Regions from separate parts of the Homo sapiens genome. Here region 1 is linked to region 2. A link is a contact called in ENCODE Hi-C or POLR2A ChIA-PET data. All regions are on one chromosome and are shown on one strand. The core of a region is the stretch at or near the end of the contact, and the rest is flanking DNA. Distances in the headings are between cores, read along the strand shown. Region 1 overlaps RSRC1 (arginine and serine rich coiled-coil 1). Region 2 holds the start of RSRC1 (arginine and serine rich coiled-coil 1).

Region 1 (5,475 bases), core at 447-2,946, 310 kb before region 2:
TTGCATGCCTAAGCATTTTTCATCCTATTGTGTTTGTACATGATGGTTTCTATTTCTTCTTTTATGCCTTGAATCATTTTAACATATTTATTTTATAGTTTCATTAAGAATATTCTATTATCTCAAATTCTCTGGGTGCCCATTTTTTCTGTTTGTATCATTTCACCTTCTCACAACCATTAATCCTGAATTTTATCCATTCTACATCTAACATATAAAATATTTTCATCAGTCCACTTATTTCCATCTTTACTGCCACTACCCTAGTCCATCAGAATCTTTCACTTTAATTACTGCAATGATCTTACTAGCCTTCCTAAAATTAGTTTTGTGATAACCTCATTCCCACTACCACTACCATAACATTTACCATCACCATCAAATCTATTCTTCTTAGGCAGGTGGATCTCAAAGAATGACTTCTAATCATGCCACAACCTACAATAGTTTTTGACTTAGGATAAAAAGCAAAACCTCAAAATTATCATGGCTTATAAGGCCACGAATCACCTATTCTTTGCCTATCTTCTTAACAGCTCCATCCAGACCATTCTCGATCATCTTACTCCTTATGAGTCAATCCATACTGATCTTCTTTGTTCTGAAAATGTACCAAGGTTCTAATATGACTAACTTGTCTCAGCTTGCCTGGGACTTCCCTGATTTCAACACTGAAAGTCTAACATCTTGGGAAAACCCCTTTACTCCCAGGCAAAATGGACTTAAATTGTTGAACAGAAGAAAAAAAACGAATGAATATTTGGCCTTGTCTGTTATATGCTCTCATTACTTGATCCTTTTGCTTCACTGCACATATCAGAATTATTATTACATTCTTAGTTGAACAAATAACCATCTTCTGTTTACTTTCTCCACCAGAATGTACATTCCATGAGGGCAGGCACCCTTGACTGTCTCCTAGCATCTAACAGAGTTGTCTGCATATAGAAAGTGCTCAATAAATATTTTAAATTACCAATAAAGTTTGTTTTAGCTATTTTATATTTTTGTTGTTATTCTGAATGACATTTCCATTGTACTTTATAATAGATAATTTAGAGATATAAAAACCTATTAATTTGTATATTTTGTATTTTTAAGAAAATTAGGAATTTCATTTATATTGGTTTCGTGCATTTAGAGAGTCATAAACTCTCACGATATAAAAAGGATCTTAGAGACCATCTAGTTGATTTCTCTCATTTTTACAGATGAGAAAATCTGAAACTCAGACAGGTTAAGTGACTTCTTCAAAGTGACACAGCTAATTAGTGGCAGAACCGGTCCAGGAACCAAGACCTATTTCTCTCAGAATAGTAATCTTCTCACATTGCTAATCAGAGATCATAGTTCCTTAGGCTACCAAACTGTTGTAGGGTTCTGACTTAGATTCTTGTCTGTTTAGCTAATTTACTGTGTCTCAAGGCAAGCCACTGTAAATCTTTTCATGAGCTTTACTACTTTCAACCAAATTTGTTTCCTTATTCATTAAGAGTGCCACACTTAACCCTCTAACTGGAGGGCAGAGTTCGGGTTTATTTTGCTTACCTATCTTTACTTACCAGTACAATGCTTGGTAAATGGGAGATAACATTTGTTGAGGTAATTTGTGACTAAGTGTGCTACCCTGTGAGCACACCTGCCAAAATGTGATACCACACAGGTGAAGCAACGCAGGTAGTCTTCAAACTTTTTTGTAGGATGAGGCTTTTGTGAGCCTGCCTATGAGGAGGGTAAAAGGAGGAAGTGGGGGGAGAGAGCAGTGAGGGAGAGAGGGAGGAGTGGAGGGAGGCAGAGGAAGAGAATGAACAAATGTATGTGTTTGAGTTAGTGAATAACTCTGACCTATTTCAAAGGACTGTTAATGTAGGAAAAGTTACAGTAAGACTGAGTGTTAATATCAAGTGCTGTACTTTGAGTGTGTTGCATTAGCCTCTTTTTTTTTTTTTTTGCTAGATTTAAAGTGTCTATTACATGTATGCTGTATATCTCTGAGTTTTTAGAATAAAAAAAGTCTATCCTGTGAGGGGACAGGTACTACAATAAAGTGTTATGTGTGCAAATCTATAAAGGTGGCACAAAAGTAGGGCACATAATTACCTGTTCTACCTATGTATGAGGCATGTACACATCCAAACAGCAAGGTAATTGCTTCAAATCTTCAATAAAATAAAAATCATCAATCACATGATTTTAGAGTTTGAAAATGACTTCTACAAACCTTATTGTCATTAGGTTAAGTGTTCTGCTTAGATTATTCAACTTGGATCAACATTACAACTCAGGGCACTCTCTCAATGAACAAAAACAGAACTCAAGTTTCTGGTTGCAAATAAACTGTCACCTATGACAATGAAGACAATTATTTGCTTCAGTTATCCCCACAAATGGCCACTCTCTATTTGTGGATGCTATGACCATATCTGAGAGTTAGAGCATCAGTTTTTCCATCTGATGGAGAAAAAAAGATGCCTGAGGTCACAGCCATAAGTACTAATCAGGAAGACCCTGGTATCTCACACTAACTTCATGAGAAATCTTTGTGGAAGTCTACATGTGAAGTATTTCACACATTCCTATATTTATATTGATTATACTTACACTCTAACAATTGCTAAAATTTGGCAGAAACATAATTGACATAATTTAAATATACTTGTAATAACACTCATGTGACTAAATAACACTCAATGTGACTAAAGCTAATTCCATCGGGAGGTACTTATAGTAAACCATATTTTGAATCCATCCAGGTAAAACCATGTGAATGGAATTAATTACAATAAACTGGTTGGTGAGATCAGAACTTAAAAGTGAACAGAAGCGTTGAATAGTTTTCATGACAGAAAAGTATCACTCAATGCTTTATTTAATCTCAATTTTTTAACCAAATGAACAGATTAATCTCGGTCACTTCTCTGGGAAGCTACTTTTCCCAAACTTGACCTTGACAGCAACACTACCAAGAATTTTCTAGCACTACAGCGAGTAATTAGTAAGATGAAGTATAAAATGATGTGAAAAATTCTGCTCTACTCAAGGCTGTAAAATTTTAGGACTTGTTTTACTTAAGTATTCTTGTCCTGAGGCAGGTGCAGCAATGATTCTTGAGAAAAATTCCGGTATATCCCTTCTTGGCCTACCTTTCTGTGGAGGTAAAGGGCTAGCTATCTAGGAGCGAACCTCATTAGGCTCCTCAACGTCCACAAAAGAATGTCAACCTATTATCTGTTATGTGATCTCTAAAGTTTAAAAACCCACCCCTGAATCAATCATGTAGAGTATCAATCTGCACTTCAGGCTTCTAAGAGTATATAAGACTGAAATGACTCAATGACTAAAACAGCCTGGCTGGGAGAATGTCCATATAAATAAGTATTATTGTAAAAACAAGTATTCTCCCTGTTTCTCCAGATAGAACAGGTTTTAACTAGATTCAAGCAGACCCATGAGAGTGCTATCTCTTTGGAGCATATTTTCTGAACAGACTTTACTTTACTATGTTGCTTTTAATGGTCATATCCTTGGCTTTTATTGATGGACAATAAAAGTTAAGAGGTGTGTGACACATGTGATTGCATTTCTTGCAATTATGATCTTGAGGATGTTATATACTACATCACATAGTGATGATAATGATCATGATGATAAAAAGATAGTAATAACCACAAAAGATAACACTTGTGTGTTTACCACTTTTTACTTATTAAGAAAATCACATATATGAAGTCTCATGTGATTCCCTTCTAGGAAAAGCTATTCTGCAAAACTTATAGTTCTCTTTGACAATCAACTTTGGGCTTAGATTGTCAGGAAACCCGAAACAAGTAAAAGCAATTTGATAGGCTCTTCTGATATGTGAATTTTGTTTTATTTTTCTCCTTTCTTGACTAATTAATGTATATTTTTCCTTTTTTCTGATTTTTTTTAATAAGTCACATATCACCATTTTATTACTTTGCTATAGAATCCTTCAAATAATATATAGGATAAAATAATATATAGGATATATATTAATAAATAAGAACTGATTAATAAATCTGTATAAAAATTTTGATATTAATATTCTCCCTATAGGTATGTTCTGAAGATCAAATGAATTAAAGTGTTAAACATACAGCACCCTGGCATACAGTGTGTAATCAGCTAATTTAAGTTCCTCTACCCAATCATTCAGATGCACTATAAAATTTGCAAATGACCTAATCACTCGTATGTCTCATCTTTTTTTCCATAGTGAAAACCGTTTTTCAGAAAATTATAATGGCTTTTCCTACTTTACTATATTGCCTCCTTAGAGAAATCTCAGTGTGATTTTTTCCACAGAGGTAGGAAACTTCTGATTTCTACATAAAAGCTACAGGAGAGGAAAGGAAGAAAAAAGGAAAACAATTTGCATGTGAAGCAGAGATTTCTCTAACATAAATAAAATGCTGTCAGAAAAGCAGATTGATGATAGCATTAAGGTAGCTTTAGGAGTTGGAAAAGGATTATACCTACGTTGATATTATATGTAAAAGTTTTGATAAACTAGAGGTCTCAGATGTCTATTCCAACTGCACTGGTAATAACAGCATAAAGTTCTGTGTTGAGAATTCTGAAGTTACATCTGCTCGGCAGGAAAAAGTACACTGTTCAACTAGTGATATGTTATAGATGCAGCCTACCTAAAAGAGTGGGGACCAATGCTTCATATTTACCATTTCTGCTCTATATAAAATAAGACAATAGTAACAATGATGATAATATTAAGCTGCAGTTATTATAGTCAGTGAAAATTATAAGAAATATATATGAATTCAAAGAGAAGTGATGAAATTCTTCTGTTTTACTAATATGCATTATTATTCACCTTAAAAAAAATCTTCAGATACGTTCTAAAGTGTTATTCCTATGCAGAAAATACTAATTGGCTTTAAAGGTAAGTTCTGAGAATTACTTCTAACAATATTTACTTCCTTAAAACTGTTACTATGAAGAAAAAAAAGAAGTACAACATTATCGGTTATCTTTGCTTTGGAATATACCAACCCAAACTTATGCTTGAAATAACCACAATTATTAAGTTTGCTTATAAATTTGCATTTGGACAGGGGCTGGCCAGGGAAGCTTGCCTCTGTGCCATCTAGCATCAACTGGGGCAACACAAAGGCTGAGGCTTACTTGAAGGCTAGGGACTGGATTCCTCTGAAGCCTTGCTCATTGATGTGCCTGATGGTTGCTGTTGGCTGTCAGTTGGGGATTCAGTGGAGCTGTCAGCTAAAACACTTATATGTGGTCTCTCCATGAGGCTGTTTGGCTTCTCATAGTGTAGAGGCTAGATTCCAGGAGCAAGTGGCCCAAGAGACAAGAAGTGGAAGCTGCCAGTTTCTTAAGGCCTGGACCTAGAAACTGGTACAGATCATTTTACTGTATTCTAATGGTCAAGTAGTCACAAAGCCAGATTCAAAGGAAGGGGACACAGGCCCAGTCCTC
Region 2 (5,552 bases), core at 950-3,449:
GAAGAATTCTTTATACTTAACTCCACCAGTAAGGTGCAATGAATGGAAAGACACATTGATAGTTCTTTCTGATAAGGGCAATGAATGATGAATGGAGCACAGGCTTTTAGAGTCCTACAAGCTGACAATTTTCAATCTATCTGTAGGTGAAAGAGACAACATGGGACAGAGCTCCTATAGCTCTTGGTTTCCTGTTCTCACTCTAGTTCTTCCTGGTTGTAGCCTCGTGGTTGCAAAACTCACCCAACAACTCCCACTACAGAACTGAAGCCATGGCATGTAATGACTACAGGAGGAGATCAATTTACAGAAATATCTTAATGTAAAGTTCACGTGCCTGATTGAAGAGGTAAAGCCAACATGTGGTCATTCAAGAAAAGAGAACTCAAAGGACTACACAAGTAGTTCCTTTGTCCAGTTATTGATAAGGGTACAAGAAGCAGTTATCTCTTTCAGAAAACAGGCAATCAGTTTGAAGAACAAAGATTTCCAAAGGACATGATAGCTTATAATTACTTCTCCACTACTCACTCAGTATATCAAACTATAATTTTCTTGATTCTGGACACATGGCCAGAAAAAGTGAAAACAATGGTTATTTCAATGGGAAATCCACCTCAAAGAAGAAAAGTAAAACTGGGGTGAAAACTAACATATTAAGAAATCCATAAACAAGTACACAACTCTTTATCTCAAAAGAGATAAAGAATTCTGTCAAAACACTTCTCCCATCACAATTAAAAACTTGCAAGCATCTCTCTTTTTAAAAAAGCATGATCAATCATAGGAATTTATCCCCAATGGTTTGAACATGAAAGCAGGAAATACAACTATAGATCTACTATAAACAACCCGCTTTCAGAACTTTTCCAATTCATAACACCCCTCTTTGTGAGACTGGTTGAGTTGGCAAGGCCAATTAACAGAAGGTGCCAGCTGTTTTTGTCGTTTCAGATTCTGACATTTTTAGCCCTCTTATTGAAAAACATAAAGTGTTATATCACTTAGCATGAAATCTTTGCCTGCAAAGAAAGTGAATATTTATAAACTCTAAGACTAGAGAGGCTCTTAAAGGATACCTAGTTTCCCCCAAGGTTGCAACTGTCACACCTGCTCCAAATCTTAAACCTGGGAACTCTGCTTACCTCCTTCACTTAGAACTTTTATAATACATCTAAGTTCAAAGATGACAACTCGAATGCTTTCTTGTGACAACATAAGACATTTGAATTTATTTATCTACTACCTAGTTAGCTGGAACACAATTGGGTTACTGCTAATTCTGAAAGTGTAAAAAAATATTTTTTTGTTTAGGTTTCCAGTGTGCATTTAAAGATACACAACCTCTGAGAGAGAAATTACGTCAAGGTTAACCTAAAATCAAGAGCAGGCAACATGCCTTACGGTGCATTGTAACATCTTGCAAAAGTAAACAGAGCCATATGCTCTTGGTCACATGCCACCAGTACAGAAGTCAAAGGAATATATAGTGTGTTTAAGGCGAGCATATTTATATTTCAAGAGAGGAACATCTATTTCACCCTGCACCACTTCTCTCAGCAAGCCAGTGTGAGCCAGAAAGGGTAGGGCGGAATCAGAAAGAGAGCTGGATCTAAGGCAGGGACAGTGGAGTGGATGGGATAGAGGGCACCAGAATCCAGCCTCCCTCTTGCTCCACCCTACCTAGAGCTAGTGAGGAAGCGCCAGGCTTATATTGCAAGATGAGCCAGGAAACCCAAAAGCAGCTATGAAGAACCAGGAACGTGGGGCGAGGGGAGGAGTCGGCGAACTCTCCGACATGTCCTCAAGACAGAAGGCCAAGCTTGAGGCCTGCGGCCACCCACCCACCCTACAGCCACCAGCCTTGACCCAAGGAGTCCGGAGCCTCCCAGGTGCGGGACGCATGCGCACGGTGACACTGCGCACGCCCCGAGGCCGCAGCCCACCCTCCACAGACACTGAGCCGCAAACTGCGCCAGGCCCCGCGTCGCCTCTCGCCGGATCAGGGCCTCGGAGCTCCGCAGCCACGGCTGCCGCTCCCCAGGCCCTGGTCGTGGGCATCACCTGGGTCCAGACCTTTGGGCTCACACCTCCCGTTGACGTGCAAGCGCCGCAGTCCCTGAGTCGTTTCTTTAGATCAGGGCGCCGCCGGCGTCCACCGAACTTGCTTCAGTTTAAGCTCAGCGCCTTCCTGGTTCTAGCGCCAGGCAGCTTCAGCCGAGATATCGAGTGCATCGATGGACGCTGCCAGGCGCTGGGAATGCCGAGGGAGTAGATTGTAACGCGGCCGATTTTTTGTTTGGCGTTTGTTTTGCGTGCCTGTTTATTTTGATTTTATTGTTACCAAAAGCAATAAAGGTGGGACTGGAGAGTGTTATTGTCTTAGTAGTCGTCGTTATCGTCATGGGTAATCAGTAAACAAATCTGCATCGTAGGAAGTTTTGTTTATGACACCTACCCGAAACAAAATTGGTTATCTCACGCTGGGGGAGGGGGAAACTCGCCCAACGATAATAAATCATGGGAGTGTGTCTGTATAGAGTCGTGTGTGATTAAATTGTAATGATTTATTTGCAAAAATGCATTAAAAGTCGGTGTTTCTTCTGCCCTGAAGGTGAAGGCACTCACAAGTTGAGTGCAAATTAGTTTCTCAGATTAAAGTAACTGGTTAGTAGAGGAATAGGAGAGAGCTGCCTGAGGCGAGGCGGGGAGCGGTTTCTTCTGAAAGAGAACTCAAATTTATAGGTGTGTGGAGTTTTTTTATTTAAACCAATAGAAATTAAAGAGACTCAGCATTTTCTGTAATTCATACTACATTACTTATTTTTCCTTACATGGAAATTTTTTCCTCATTTACTCTTAAGCAAAGCTAAAAAGATAAATAAATTGTTGGCCTGGGTTTTGGTCGACTATGAGAATCAACTCATTCACCACTGCTAGATAACCAAGCTACAGTTTTCCGCAGACATTTGAGATGGTGAAAAATCACCTCCACAATATATTTTTCGTAAATAATGTACCTTAACTAGCCAGTTTTGAGGCACCGTTTTAAAACTTAACTACTACAACACTACGTGTATATTTTAAATAATTCAAGAGCTGGGGAAACCCTTGGGGTCCTGAATTTTATTGGAACCTGTGCATCTGTCCACAGACTGTCAGCTGAGCTTTACCATAAATGCTTTTTTTTTTTTTTAAACAAAAACTGTATTTTGAAATGCCCTGTTTCTGGAAGATATTTGCTGTTTAATGAAACAACATCATTGGAACTTTGTGAGCATTTATTAATGTATGAATTTAAAACCTTGAAATATTTTTTAAAGTAACTTCCCTTAGGCCAGTGGAAATCTGTGGTCAGACACTAAAGATTTCTCATGGCTCCATCTGTTATCAACACTACTATTCCTAAATATGCAATGAGCCAAAAAGCTGAGATCATGGGAAAATTTATTGGTTTGAATTACACAATAGTTGTGTCTGTGACTTCCCTGATTACCTTCAAAGTGGTCATCTTTCCCTCAAGCTCAGTAGATGAAATATGACTTCAAACCTAAAAGTCATGTACTTAAAAAGGCAAACAAGTAGCTGGTGGGTCTCCTGATTCCTTAACCGACTTCTAACAGTGGTTATTTTTGAGTTATTTGTGAATATGTATTTAACACCTCAGTTTGAGAGCACCTTGAGCACCGTATCCTCTTAGCTCTCCCTATTACTGGCCCTTCTGCTAAATAATCTTAAAAACAGATTTTCATAAAGGACTAAAGTTGTATGATTATTTTCCTCTGATAATATCAGAAAGTAGTTACAAAGAGTAACCCAAGACTCAATGTGAAATTGTTTCTAAATTCGTATAACTTTGAAACTTTGTCCCTTTTGTGGTGTAACAAAACAAAAGCAAGTACTGATAACAATGTATTCATACCTAAAAGCTATAGCTGCGGAAAAATTATAGACATTAGCTCTCCTAAAAGTGGCAAAAAATGAAATGTTTTAAAAAGGGAAAACAACGTTTCTAAAAAGCATGATATACATAATCCTTAAACTCACCAAACATGAACATTTTAATGTGAGTATTGTAGTATAACATAAGGTTATATCCAGCTTCTATCTACATCTATTTGAGAAACACTAATATATTAAGTTATAATTGTGTTCTCTTTTTGCAAGTGTTTCAGGTTGTTTTGACGGAACTTCTTAAATTATCTGCTAATTTGTTTTGATGCCTTAACCAATATACGGAAGATATACATATTAATGTTCTGTAATTCCTCTTATTTTTACTAAGAGTATTAGATCCAAAATAATGATCAAGTTACCTTTAACTTCCAGAAAGTCTGCATTAATATTCAGAGTACTTGAAAATGTCCCCTAAGCCACACTTAGAGGTATATTTGTTTACACACTTAAATATAACATCATATGTAAATATTCTTTTGTGAGTATGTATTTGCATAGCCACACTTCTCACAGCAAGCCCTGTCCGGCACAATACAGACAAATGACTCAGGAATATAGATGTTCCTCTAACGTAACAAACCGTTCCGATGAAAATAGCCCAGAAATAGAATTTTAAATCGTAAGCGGGGTGGTGGGGGGGGTAGGCAGAGAGACCTTTACTCCTGGCGAGCGTCTCTTTTTTAGCTCTCCGTAATAAATGAAATTAGAGGGGGTACAAACTTAACGTCGATTTTTTTTTCAGACTCGAAGAGGGATAATCTCTTGTTTTTCAAATTAGTAAATAAACTCGGATGTTTCCCAAGATGCTAAAGAAGAAGTCCTGTAATTCACCATAGAGGGGTCCGAGTGCAGAGAGTAAGGGAGAAGGGTGGGAGTTCTGAGACCTCAGAGAGGAAACGAACGAAGTCGAGCTGTCCTTGACCGGGCGCTAAGGAAACACTTTAAAATGAGATCTGTCAGCTAACAGCTGCTGGGGAAACTTGTTAAATCGACTGGTCCCTTTTAGCGGGGTCTGTCCATAGAGGAGTCAGCTGGGCTCCAGGACACGAATAATAGAGCGAATAACACGGACCGAGGGGCGAGGAGCTTGGAGAAGACCCGGACTCAGCCTGCCTGCGAGCCGGGAAGCTCCTAAGAGAAGCTGCGCGGGTCGGAGAAGGTGCAGGCAACCCTGTCTCTGGGCAGGATGATGCTGGGCGGTGGAGCTACGGCCGGCAGGGGTGGGATTGTGAGGGAGAGGCGGGGATGCAGAATTGGGATGCGGGGTCAGGATGCGGGAATGGGATGCGGGGCCTGTAAACTGCTGGGCGGTTGATGCAGGGCAGGGACGAGGAAAAGCAATGCGAAGCTGAGCATTGCGAGGCACCCTGACTCGAAGCAAGGCTGTAGGGAAGGATGCAGTGTCGGGATACCTGACTGACTCTAAGAGCTGCGCACTTGTCAGTTTCCTCTTGGCCCCACCCCGCGGGGTCTATCCAGCTCCCCAGTGTTTAACTAAGTCGTGACACCAACGCAAAATCCACGCCTAATTAAATTAATTAGGGATTCTTGTCAATCCTGGATTAATGGCCAAGAGCACAGGCGGCAGGGGCTAT

The links. A loop is a pair of places that touch in the nucleus more often than their neighbours do. ChIA-PET counts read pairs that join two places held with the same protein, here RNA polymerase II (POLR2A). Pooled maps may share reads with other maps.
Region 1: a loop to region 2 is called in a pooled map, with 4 times the contacts of the local background. The contact joins the enhancer-like site here to the promoter of RSRC1 in region 2. A Hi-C loop is called at or near these places in 12 of 168 maps with a recorded cell type or tissue (A673, Calu3, GM12878 and 9 more), 18 of 37 single-sample maps with no recorded cell type and 23 of 50 pooled maps. POLR2A ChIA-PET finds 5 or more read pairs at or near these places in 6 of 52 experiments (AG04449, GM10248, HEK293 and 3 more).

What each region holds. Positions count from the first base shown.
Region 1 is chr3:158,416,297-158,421,771 of GRCh38, reverse strand. All of the region lies in intron 6 of RSRC1 (arginine and serine rich coiled-coil 1), which reads right to left. Among named protein-coding and RNA genes, the nearest start is that of UC.134, 110 kb to the left of the region's middle. RefSeq lists an enhancer at 578-827. Within about 2 kb of position 1,696, at least 2 of the 41 ENCODE cell types and tissues checked have a DNase peak (open chromatin) inside an H3K27ac peak, as active enhancers do; they include GM12878 and mammary epithelial cell, where a contact is called at or near this core.
Region 2 is chr3:158,106,736-158,112,287 of GRCh38, reverse strand. RSRC1 (arginine and serine rich coiled-coil 1) reads right to left here and starts at 2,199. Exons shown (of 10, transcript NM_001271838.2): 1 at 2,065-2,199. RefSeq lists enhancers at 1,626-1,675, 1,537-2,036, 1,886-2,235, 2,037-2,538, 5,177-5,552.